Regions from separate parts of the Homo sapiens genome. Here region 1 is linked to region 2. Evidence: read pairs that join two places in POLR2A ChIA-PET (ENCODE). Cell type or tissue: OCI-LY7. All regions are shown on one strand. Region 1 overlaps GOLT1B (golgi transport 1B). Region 2 overlaps GYS2 (glycogen synthase 2).

Region 1 (5,000 bases), 82 kb before region 2:
CATTTCCATCCCCAGGGTAATTTTAGGGTCAGAACCTTACAGCCAAGACAATCTAAATATTTCAAGTTACCTTTGGAGAGAGAATATTGTGCTTTCTCTCCACTTAAATTTACCTTAAAATTCTAATAAATCCATGAATTCTTTGAGAGCAACTTTTAGTTTCAGTGGCCAGCCACCTGTTTGTGATAATATAACAAAATGTTGGAATGTAGGCTTATAGGGGTATACTCTGATTTCATTTGCATTAATCTGCAAATTCATACAGTGGTCAGTGTTATTTATACCTAGAATGGCTTTTGAATGTACTGAAACTTCTAGTTACAGAGTTGTAATCATTATTTGTGCCCTTAATTTAAGGATTCTCAAGAATTTGCATAAATGGACACCCAATACAATAGAATATGTTTCTTATCGTTATTCATCATGATAAGTGCTTATGTAAACATGTGAATCGTGAAACAAAATAAATGATCAGATGATTACTAGAATTTGATAGTATAACCACCTGGGTTATATAACTTTTAATGTCTCTACCAATTATATACAATATCAGTCTTTACATCACCATCTGGAATGTTAAAAAAAAAAAAAAAGCCCAACTGCTTTATGTTTGGGGTGGAGTAACCAAAGTAAATAACCACTTACAGTAATGTGTGTTAAAATTTATATTCAATAATTATAAATTTATGCTTACATCATTAAATCTATCTTTAATGTCATTACCACTTTCAATCCAAAGTCCAGAATACACATTTAAAGTATTTTTAGTCAATAACTGTTGTTAACTATTGAACTTAATGGAGTTAAATCTGTTTGTCCAAAGACTACATAGGCCCAGAAGAGATCCACAGTAATGGTCAGTTGAAATATCTTATTGGGTTCATTAATGCATGAATGGCTGACATTTCAGTTTTTTTTATGTTTTTATTTTTTATTTTTTGTTAAGCTAGCAGTGTTATCTTCATCTTATACAATTTCTTTATTCATTGTGTTGCATTTTTCATGTTGCACCCTTAAATTCATATGTATAACATGTCATGCAAAAAACAACTTTTAGAAAAAAAAATTTTATACACGTTTATGTATCAGAAGATGATGGTGAGTAGTACTGGATTAGTCATTGTCAGTCATACCTTAAATTTCCACAACTCTTCTTGTAAGGCTGGGTTTTTAAAATCAACATTTTAAATATTGATATAATGTTTTATAATGTTCCGGGCTTTCTTTAATTCTCTGTTTTTCTTCTCCTTACAGTTTGTAGATAAAGTTGGAGAAAGCAACAATATGGTATAACAACAAGTGAATTTGAAGACTCATTTAAAATATTGTGTTATTTATAAAGTCATTTGAAGAATATTCAGCACAAAATTAAATTACATGAAATAGCTTGTAATGTTCTTTACAGGAGTTTAAAACGTATAGCCTACAAAGTACCAGCAGCAAATTAGCAAAGAAGCAGTGAAAACAGGCTTCTACTCAAGTGAACTAAGAAGAAGTCAGCAAGCAAACTGAGAGAGGTGAAATCCATGTTAATGATGCTTAAGAAACTCTTGAAGGCTATTTGTGTTGTTTTTCCACAATGTGCGAAACTCAGCCATCCTTAGAGAACTGTGGTGCCTGTTTCTTTTCTTTTTATTTTGAAGGCTCAGGAGCATCCATAGGCATTTGCTTTTTAGAAATGTCCACTGCAATGGCAAAAATATTTCCAGTTGCACTGTATCTCTGGAAGTGATGCATGAATTCGATTGGATTGTGTCATTTTAAAGTATTAAAACCAAGGAAACCCCAATTTTGATGTATGGATTACTTTTTTTTGTAAACATGGTTAAAATAAAACTTTTGTGGTTCTTCTGAATCTTAATATTTCAAAGCCAGGTGAAAATCTGAACTAGATATTCTTTGTTGGAATATGCAAAGGTCATTCTTTACTAACTTTTAGTTACTAAATTATAGCTAAGTTTTGTCAGCAGCATACTCCGGAAAGTCTCATACTTCTTGGGAGTCTGCCCTCCTAAGTATCTGTCTATATCATTCATTACGTGTAAGTATTTAACAAAAAAGCATTCTTGACCATGAATGAAGTAGTTTGTTTCATAGCTTGTCTCATTGAATAGTATTATTGAAGATACTAAATGATGCAAACCAAATGGATTTTTTCCATGTCATGATGTAATTTTTCTTTCTTCTTTCTTTTTTTTAAATTTTAGCAGTGGCTTATTATTTGTTTTTCATAAATTAAAATAACTTTTGATAATGTTTACTTTAAGACATGTAACATGTTAAAAGGTTAAACTTATGGCTATTTTTAAAGGGCTATTCATTTAATCTGAGTTTTCCCTTATTTTCAGCTTTTTCCTAGCATATAATAGTCATTAAGCATGACATATCCTTCATATGATCACTCATCTTGAGTTAATTAGAAAATACCTGAGTTCACGTGCTAAAGTCATTTCACTGTAATAAACTGACTGTGGTTTCTTAAGAACATGACACTAAAAAAAAAGTGTTTTTTTTCCACCGTTGCTGATTATTAGACAGTAGGAAATAGCTGTTTTCTTTAGTTTTACAAGATGTGACAGCTTTAGTGGTAGATGTAGGGAAACATTTCAACAGCCATAGTACTATTTGTTTTACCACTGATTGCACTGTTTTGTTTTTTTAACAGTTGCAAAGCTTTTTAATGCATAAAAGTATAATTGAAATCTGTGGTATTTATTTACAAACATGTCTACAAAAATAGATTACAGCTTATTTTATTTTTAGTTAAATCTCTTAATACACAGAGAACTCCCAATCTTGCTCATCTAAATAAGGAAAGACTTGGTGTATAGTGTGATGGTTTAGTCTTAAGGATTAAGACATTTTTGGTACTTGCATTTGACTTACGATGTATCTGTGAAAATGGGATGATATTGACAAATGGAGACTCCTACCTCAATAGTTAATGGAATAATAAGAGGCTACTGTTGTGTCTAATGTTCTTCAAAAAAGTAATATCCTCACTTGGAGAGTGTCAAATACATACTTTGAGGATTGACTTTATATAAGGTGCCCTGTAGAACTCTGTTACACATATTTTTGACCCATATTATTTACAATGTCTTGATAATTCTACCTTTTTAGAGCAAGAATAGTATCTGCTAATGTAAGGGACATCTGTATTTAACTCCTTTGTAGACATGAATTTCTATCAAAATGTTCTTTGCACTGTAACAGAGATTCCTTTTTTCAATAATCTTAATTCAAAAGCATTATTAGACTTGAAAGGGTTTGATAATCTCCCAGTCCTTAGTAAAGATTGAGAGAGGCTGGAGCAGTTTTCAGTTTTAAATGAGTCTGCAGTTAATATCAAATGTGAGTTTGGGACTGCCTGGCAACATTTATATTTCTTATTCAGAACCCTTGATGAGACTATTTTTAAACATACTAGTCTGCTGATAGAAAGCACTATACATCCTATTGTTTCTTTCTTTCCAAAATCAGCCTTCTGTCTGTAACAAAAATGTACTTTATAGAGATGGAGGAAAAGGTCTAATACTACATAGCCTTAAGTGTTTCTGTCATTGTTCAAGTGTATTTTCTGTAACAGAAACATATTTGGAATGTTTTTCTTTTCCCCTTATAAATTGTAATTCCTGAAATACTGCTGCTTTAAAAAGTCCCACTGTCAGATTATATTATCTAACAATTGAATATTGTAAATATACTTGTCTTACCTCTCAATAAAAGGGTACTTTTCTATTAATTGGTGGTCAAGTATATCTGTGTTATGAAGTTCTAAAAGCTAATTTAGCATTGCAAAATAACCTCATTTTTAAAAAATTAGCCTTATATGCAGTGTTCTATTTATCAAATGATCTTCACATCTTTCATTTCCAAATTGTTGAAATGTACTAATGAATACAAATAGACTTCAAGTAAGCAAAAATGTTCTTAATTTTGAAAACTGTAAAATAAAGTCACTTACCTTGGGCAATATGCTATTTTTTAAAAATCAGACTCCCAGTTTGTATATTATGTTATTCAATAGACATTTTCTGAGTACCCCTTGAATACTAAAAGTCCTGTGTTGAATGTGGGAGACCCAGGAGAACAAGATATGTGCCATCTGCTCATTAAGTGCTTAGAATGTTAACATTGCTTTTAAATTCTTAGCCGTATTTCCACATAACTTGTCCTGACTTACACTGCAAACAAATGGTGGTAGAAGAATTTGCAGTCGAAACACCCCAACCTCTTATTTTTCTCCCAGTCAAGAGTTACTAGAACTATTCAACCTTCAGCTGTGTTGAATAGTTTTAGTAACTCTTGACTGGGAGAAAAGCTGTGTGATTGGTTCGCATTTTCAAAAGATGTCTGGAGGAAAAAAAATAATACCAGCTTTAACTCTGGGAGGTTTGTTTTGAGATGTAATTTCTTTTGCAAGTCTGTATATGTATTCAACTTAATGTAGCGTATGTTTTTGGTTTCTTTGTGGCAGGGGGAAGAGAATTGTTTTTAATGTAGGCCTAGGGATTTAGAACTGTCACTGCTATTTGTGTTGTCTGGAAGCCTGCCACCAAATCTGTATTGCCACAGGCAGTTGGGGTAGTTTTCTGAAAGCTGCTATGATTGCTACCATTAATTGCAAAGTTTAAAAAGCGGTGAGGGAATTTAGAAATTAGAGGAGAAATGCTTATATATTTTTTCTCAGGATGGAAAGGATCTTAAGTTTTTCTCACCTAAATAAGACCACAACACCTACATTGTTTTAACTGTAAATTTTATTAAGGCCGAAAAAAAACACTGGCCAAGTCTACCACTTAACATACCCAGTAAGTATTTGTTGAATTCACTAATTAAGCTGCAAATCCAGACTATTGTTGGGTAAACGGGAAGTCTTGAATCTGTTATTAAATATCCAGCATATTTCTCTAATCTTGACCTGAGCCAAAAGGCCCCAACCTCAGTTCTTCTGTTACCTGTATCCATGTAGGAGATTGGACACTAGCAGCATGCCC
Region 2 (5,000 bases):
CCAGAAAGCTCCTAGAACTGATAAAATAATTCAGCAAAGTTTCCAGATACAAGATGAATGCACACAAATCAGTAACTCTTCTATACACCAACAGCAACCAAATGGAGAATCAAATCAAGAACTCAACCCCTTGTACAATAGATGCAAAAATGGCCTAATACAACCCCTATTTATTGCCATATAAAACGTACTCTCAAGATGGATTAAAGACTTAAATATAAAACTTAAAACTATAAAACTACTAAAAGAAAACATAAGGGAGACACTTCAAGACATGGCTTTGGGCAAAGATTTTATGGCCAAGACCTCAAAAGCACAGGCAACAAAAGCAAAAATAGACAAATGGGACTATATTAAGCTAAAATACATCTGCACAGTAAAGGAAACAATCAACACAGTGAAGAGACAAGCTGTTGAATGCGAGAAAATATTTGCATACATTTGACAAGGAATTAATCTCCAGAATATATAAGAAACTCAAACAACTCAACAGTGGAAAAACAAATAATCTCATTAAAAAATTGGCAAAGGATATTTTTCAAAAGAAGACATACAAATGCACAATGGGTATGGGGAAATTGCTCAACATTACTAATCATCAGAGAAATGCAAATCAAAACCACAATGAGATATCATCTTATGCCAGTTAGAATCATCATGATTTAAATAAATTAATAAATAAATAACACATGCTGGCAAGGATGTGAAGGAAAAGGCACTCGTAGGCACTATTGGTAAGCATGCAAATTAGTATAGCCACTATGGAAAACAATATGTAGATTTACCAAAAAGCTAAAAATTGAACTATCATAAGATCCAGCAATCTTATTACTGGGTATTTATCCAAAGGAAAAGAATTCAGAATAATAAACAGATACTGGTACCACACTGTTTATTGCAGCACGATTCACATTAGCAAAGATATGGAATCAACCTAAGTGTCCATCAATGGATGAATGAAGAAAATGTGGTGTATACACACAATTGAATATTATTCAACCATACAAATATAAAATCATTTCATTTGCAGCAACATGGATGAAACTGGAAGTCATTATGTTAAACGAAATAAGCCAGGCATAGAAAGACAAATTTTGCATGTTCTCACTGATATGTGGGAGCTAAAAAAGTTAATATCATGTAGGTAGAGAGTAGAATGACAGAAACCAGAGGTAGAGAAAGGTGTGTACGTTATGGGAGGAAGGGAGACGAAGAGAAGTTGGTTAATGGAAACAGGCAGTTAGATAGAAGGAATATGTTCTGATGTTCAATAGCAAAGTAGGGTGATTATAGTTAAAAACAATATATTGTATATTTCAAAATAGTAGAAGAAAGGTCTTGAAATGTTCCTAACACATAGAAACGATAAATACTTGAGGTGATGAATACCCCAAATACCTGACTTGATCATTATACATTATATGCATGTAACAAAATGTCACATGTACCTGATACATATAAACACGTCATATATCAATAAAAGAAAGTCGATCTCATATTGGTTGAGGCCTGATTGTAAGTAAATCTTTGTCCCTCCAGACATTTCCCTGTACTGTCTTGCTGTGAGGAGCTTCTTTTACTGCTATTTCTTATATTCCAACACCATTTTAGCCCTTTTTTGTCCTCCCCATATTTTTACCTCGGTTTTTACTGTTTATATAGCACACTTTGTGCTATAGTTTACCTCAGTTTTTACTATTTATAAAGCACATTTTGCCCCAAACTTCTCTCTTAACAAGCTAGAATATAAGTGAATGCAAGAGCATAGAGACAGGGTCATTCCTATTTTCATATTTGAGGTATAAACCAAGGAGATTTACATACACATATATATTTTTAAATCTGCAAATAAATGGTTTTATTCTGACATTAAAAAAGAAAATACTTAATATCATTAATGAATGATCGTTTTACCACAGCGTAGGTCATTGAATTTGAACTTAACCTTCACTTTCAAACAAGTACTTTGTATTTTATTGATCTCTATTTTCCTGGAACAACATGGGGGCTATGTTTAGCGTGAGGACAAAGTATCACAACTTTCACCTGAAAGAAAAGATGAGCTACCATGGTACATATAACAATGAGGTGGTTAAAACTCTAAGTCGTCATCTGGCAACACTGCCAATTTACTAAAAATCACTATTTCAAAGAAGTATAGAATAGATATCAGCCAAAATAAGGATCTCTTTCTCTGCCTCTCTCTCGCTCTCTCTCTCTCTCTCCCCCATCTCTCTCTGTCTCTCTCTCTATATATATGTATACACACATATATACATATTATACACATATGGAGAAATTTCACTATTTTGTATATGCTTAAAAATTACAGACTTTGGAAGTCATATGACTATTTCAGTGTGTGTGGCTACTAATCTCACCCTCCTGTTCCAAAACACAGTTGCAGAAGCAGAGGAAGTCATTATACACTTAGAACATCATTTTATAAGGCAGCAGGTCTGGTAGGAAGGAGATTAGGTGCTACTTGTGACAAAGGTCAGCAAATATTTGTGTTCCCAGCACTTTTCTAGATCCTCAGTTAAAATCAAAGCAGCTGCAGTCTTGGCAGTGGGAGGTGATACTCACACTTTGAACAAGACCACCTGCACTACCTACAATGGCAGCTCCAAATATTTTATATGAAAGGGGCCTAGACATAGCATGCTGAATGAAAAGGAAGTGAGTAGACTAGTGCTTTCCTTGAAGCTGTGCAACCAAGCATAGTTTTTACATAGATCGTGTGTTTCACATGGTGTGATAACAGCTTGAGATGCCATTGACATGGCCCACCGGCTTATCCACATCAGTAATTAGGGCAAAGAAATCCTAATTACTATGCATCCCGTGATTGAAGTAACATTGATGTATACATATTTTTTCCTATTATTTCTCTTTTTGTGTTTAAAAATGCAATTATGGACTCATTCAAAGTGAAAGCTGGTATGACAATACATGAGCTAACTTCCTCATTTTATGAATAAATTTTATAAAGAAATAAGCTAATACCTACAGAGTGTTTATTAAATGCTAGGCACAGTTCTGAGTGATTTACAACTGGTATTTCTTTTAATTTTCACAACATTATTACAGGTAGATTTTATATATGGAGAAACTGAGGCACAGAGATGCTATGTAATAAATCTCAACATTACCCAGGTGATGGTGGAGTTGGAATTCCAAATCATGCAGTCTGACTTTAGCTGTAGACAGCAAGATAGTAAGTAAAGGAATGGAGCAACAAATTGATGGATCTTTTTGCTTTTGCTTGTTTGTTTGAAACAGGGTCTCACTCTGTCACCCCGGCTGGAGTGCAATGGTGCAATCTTGCTCACTGAAGCCTCACTAGAACGCCTGGATTCAATTGATCCTCCTGCTTTAGCCTCTCAGGTAGCTAGGACTACAGGTGTGAGCCTCCATGGCCAGCTAGAGAAATTTTTTAAATTTCTGTAGAAACAGGGTCTCCCTATGTTCCCCAGGCTGGTATCCAACTCTTGGTCTCAAACAATTCTCCCACCTCAGCCTTGAAAAGTGTTGAGATTACAGGTGTGAATCACCATGCTGGGCCTTGATGGATCTTTAAAAGTGGTGGGGGGTAGGAGAAAAAGAGGAAGAACAAAAACAGTATCACGAAAGATAAACATCGTTAGGTCTCGGGAAGGATGGGATCCTTTTCATTTTGCTCTAGAGAAAAGCCATTTGGAAAACTTCTGTGTTAACAAAAAACAGCCGAGTAGCCTAGTATTAAACTTTAGAGCAGTTGTTCTTTACGGCAATTACAGGGGCCTTCAGGAAGCTGATGGAAGTGTGAAGTCCTCTTCTCAGAGAAAAGTACTTCTATATACGTGCACCTAATTTTTAGATATAATTTCTGAAGGTTTAGAAACTCCTTGAGTTCACTTATATCAAAGTCCTCACCTTTAGAACTCCTGTCCTAGAAGAGTGGACTCATTATTATAATTTCTTCCATAACCACTTTGACTCTAGTTTTCTGAATTCTTCCCTGTGCCACTTGTACCATGTAATTCAGAGGTGTAGTGTCAAGACTGAGGAGGAAGCAGGTAAATTATGTCCAGCAATACGTTGGCTTAGGCAAAAACAAATTGTTTCTAGTCCATTTTAAGAGGGAAGCATTTATTTAGGGACTACATCGCTCAAGTCTTTACAATTCTTAAATTAACTTTCATTATGTGTGACAACATTTATTAAACTTTTTTAATGATCCTAAATATCCTTAACATGTTAATTTCTCCAGAGTTTGTAATGTTCTGAGCAAGTGTGTGCAGAAGAAATGATTGTAGTAAGACCTGGGCAAAGGAGAGAGTAAACATTTTTCCCCCACATTTGGGCAAAACTTTCCATCCTGGGTCACACCACAGTCTAATTTCCCTCCTCTCCTCTCCCTCAACTGGTAACAGTGCTTCTTCCAAAACATACCTGACTACTTAGTACTTCCCACTACTGTGGATAGAATTTCAGTGACTCCTCATTCATTGTTCATACCCTGGAGACAAAACTCCTTAAGGCTATTAACTCCCCCTGAGCTTCACAATCTAGTCCCTGCAGGTCTCTCCCATCTTCTCTCATACTCCTCTCCTTTTCCCTCTCTGAGCCCCGCTCAGATCTTCGAACAGAGAACACTTCTGCATCTTGGCATATATAGTTCTCTCACATAGAACGCTTTCTCCCCTTTAGCTATTTATCCTTCAAGTGTCAGCTCAAACATCTCATCATTAGAGAGGTTTTTCCCAAACCTCTAGGTAACTAGGTTAGAAACCACTCCCCATTCCACGGTACACTGTATAGTCTTAGGACACCTGGTTCCCTTAGTCTCACACTCATCACATTTGACTGTATTGTATGTTCAATGTCTACCTTCTACAAATTTGTCAATTCTTGAAGATTAAGAATCAGTTCTGTATTCTTAACTCTATCTCCCTCGCCTCTCAGTGCCTGATACCTAATAGACACTTGATGAATCCTTACTGAATAATAAAATGGAT

The links. Peaks named below come from ENCODE experiments on the same cell type or tissue, not always from the same donor. Only the 100,000 strongest peaks of a DNase experiment are listed, where the experiment ranks them.
Region 1: POLR2A ChIA-PET joins it to region 2 with 5 read pairs; 4 of 35 experiments call an interaction of 5 or more read pairs at or near these places.

Annotation. Positions count from the first base shown.
Region 1 is chr12:21,514,415-21,519,414 of GRCh38, forward strand. GOLT1B (golgi transport 1B) reads left to right here. Exons shown (of 5, transcript NM_016072.5): 5 at 1,255-3,994. The coding sequence ends at 1,293. Among named protein-coding and RNA genes, the nearest start is that of SPX, 9.4 kb to the right of the region's middle. In OCI-LY7, no CTCF peak of the experiment used is centred here; no DNase peak of the experiment used is centred here.
Region 2 is chr12:21,596,863-21,601,862 of GRCh38, forward strand. The region is part of intron 1 of GYS2 (glycogen synthase 2); the gene reads right to left. Among named protein-coding and RNA genes, the nearest start is that of GYS2, 5.5 kb to the right of the region's middle. In OCI-LY7, no CTCF peak of the experiment used is centred here; a DNase peak (open chromatin) is centred at 2,689; H3K4me3 peaks cover 875 bases; H3K27ac peaks cover 1,252 bases.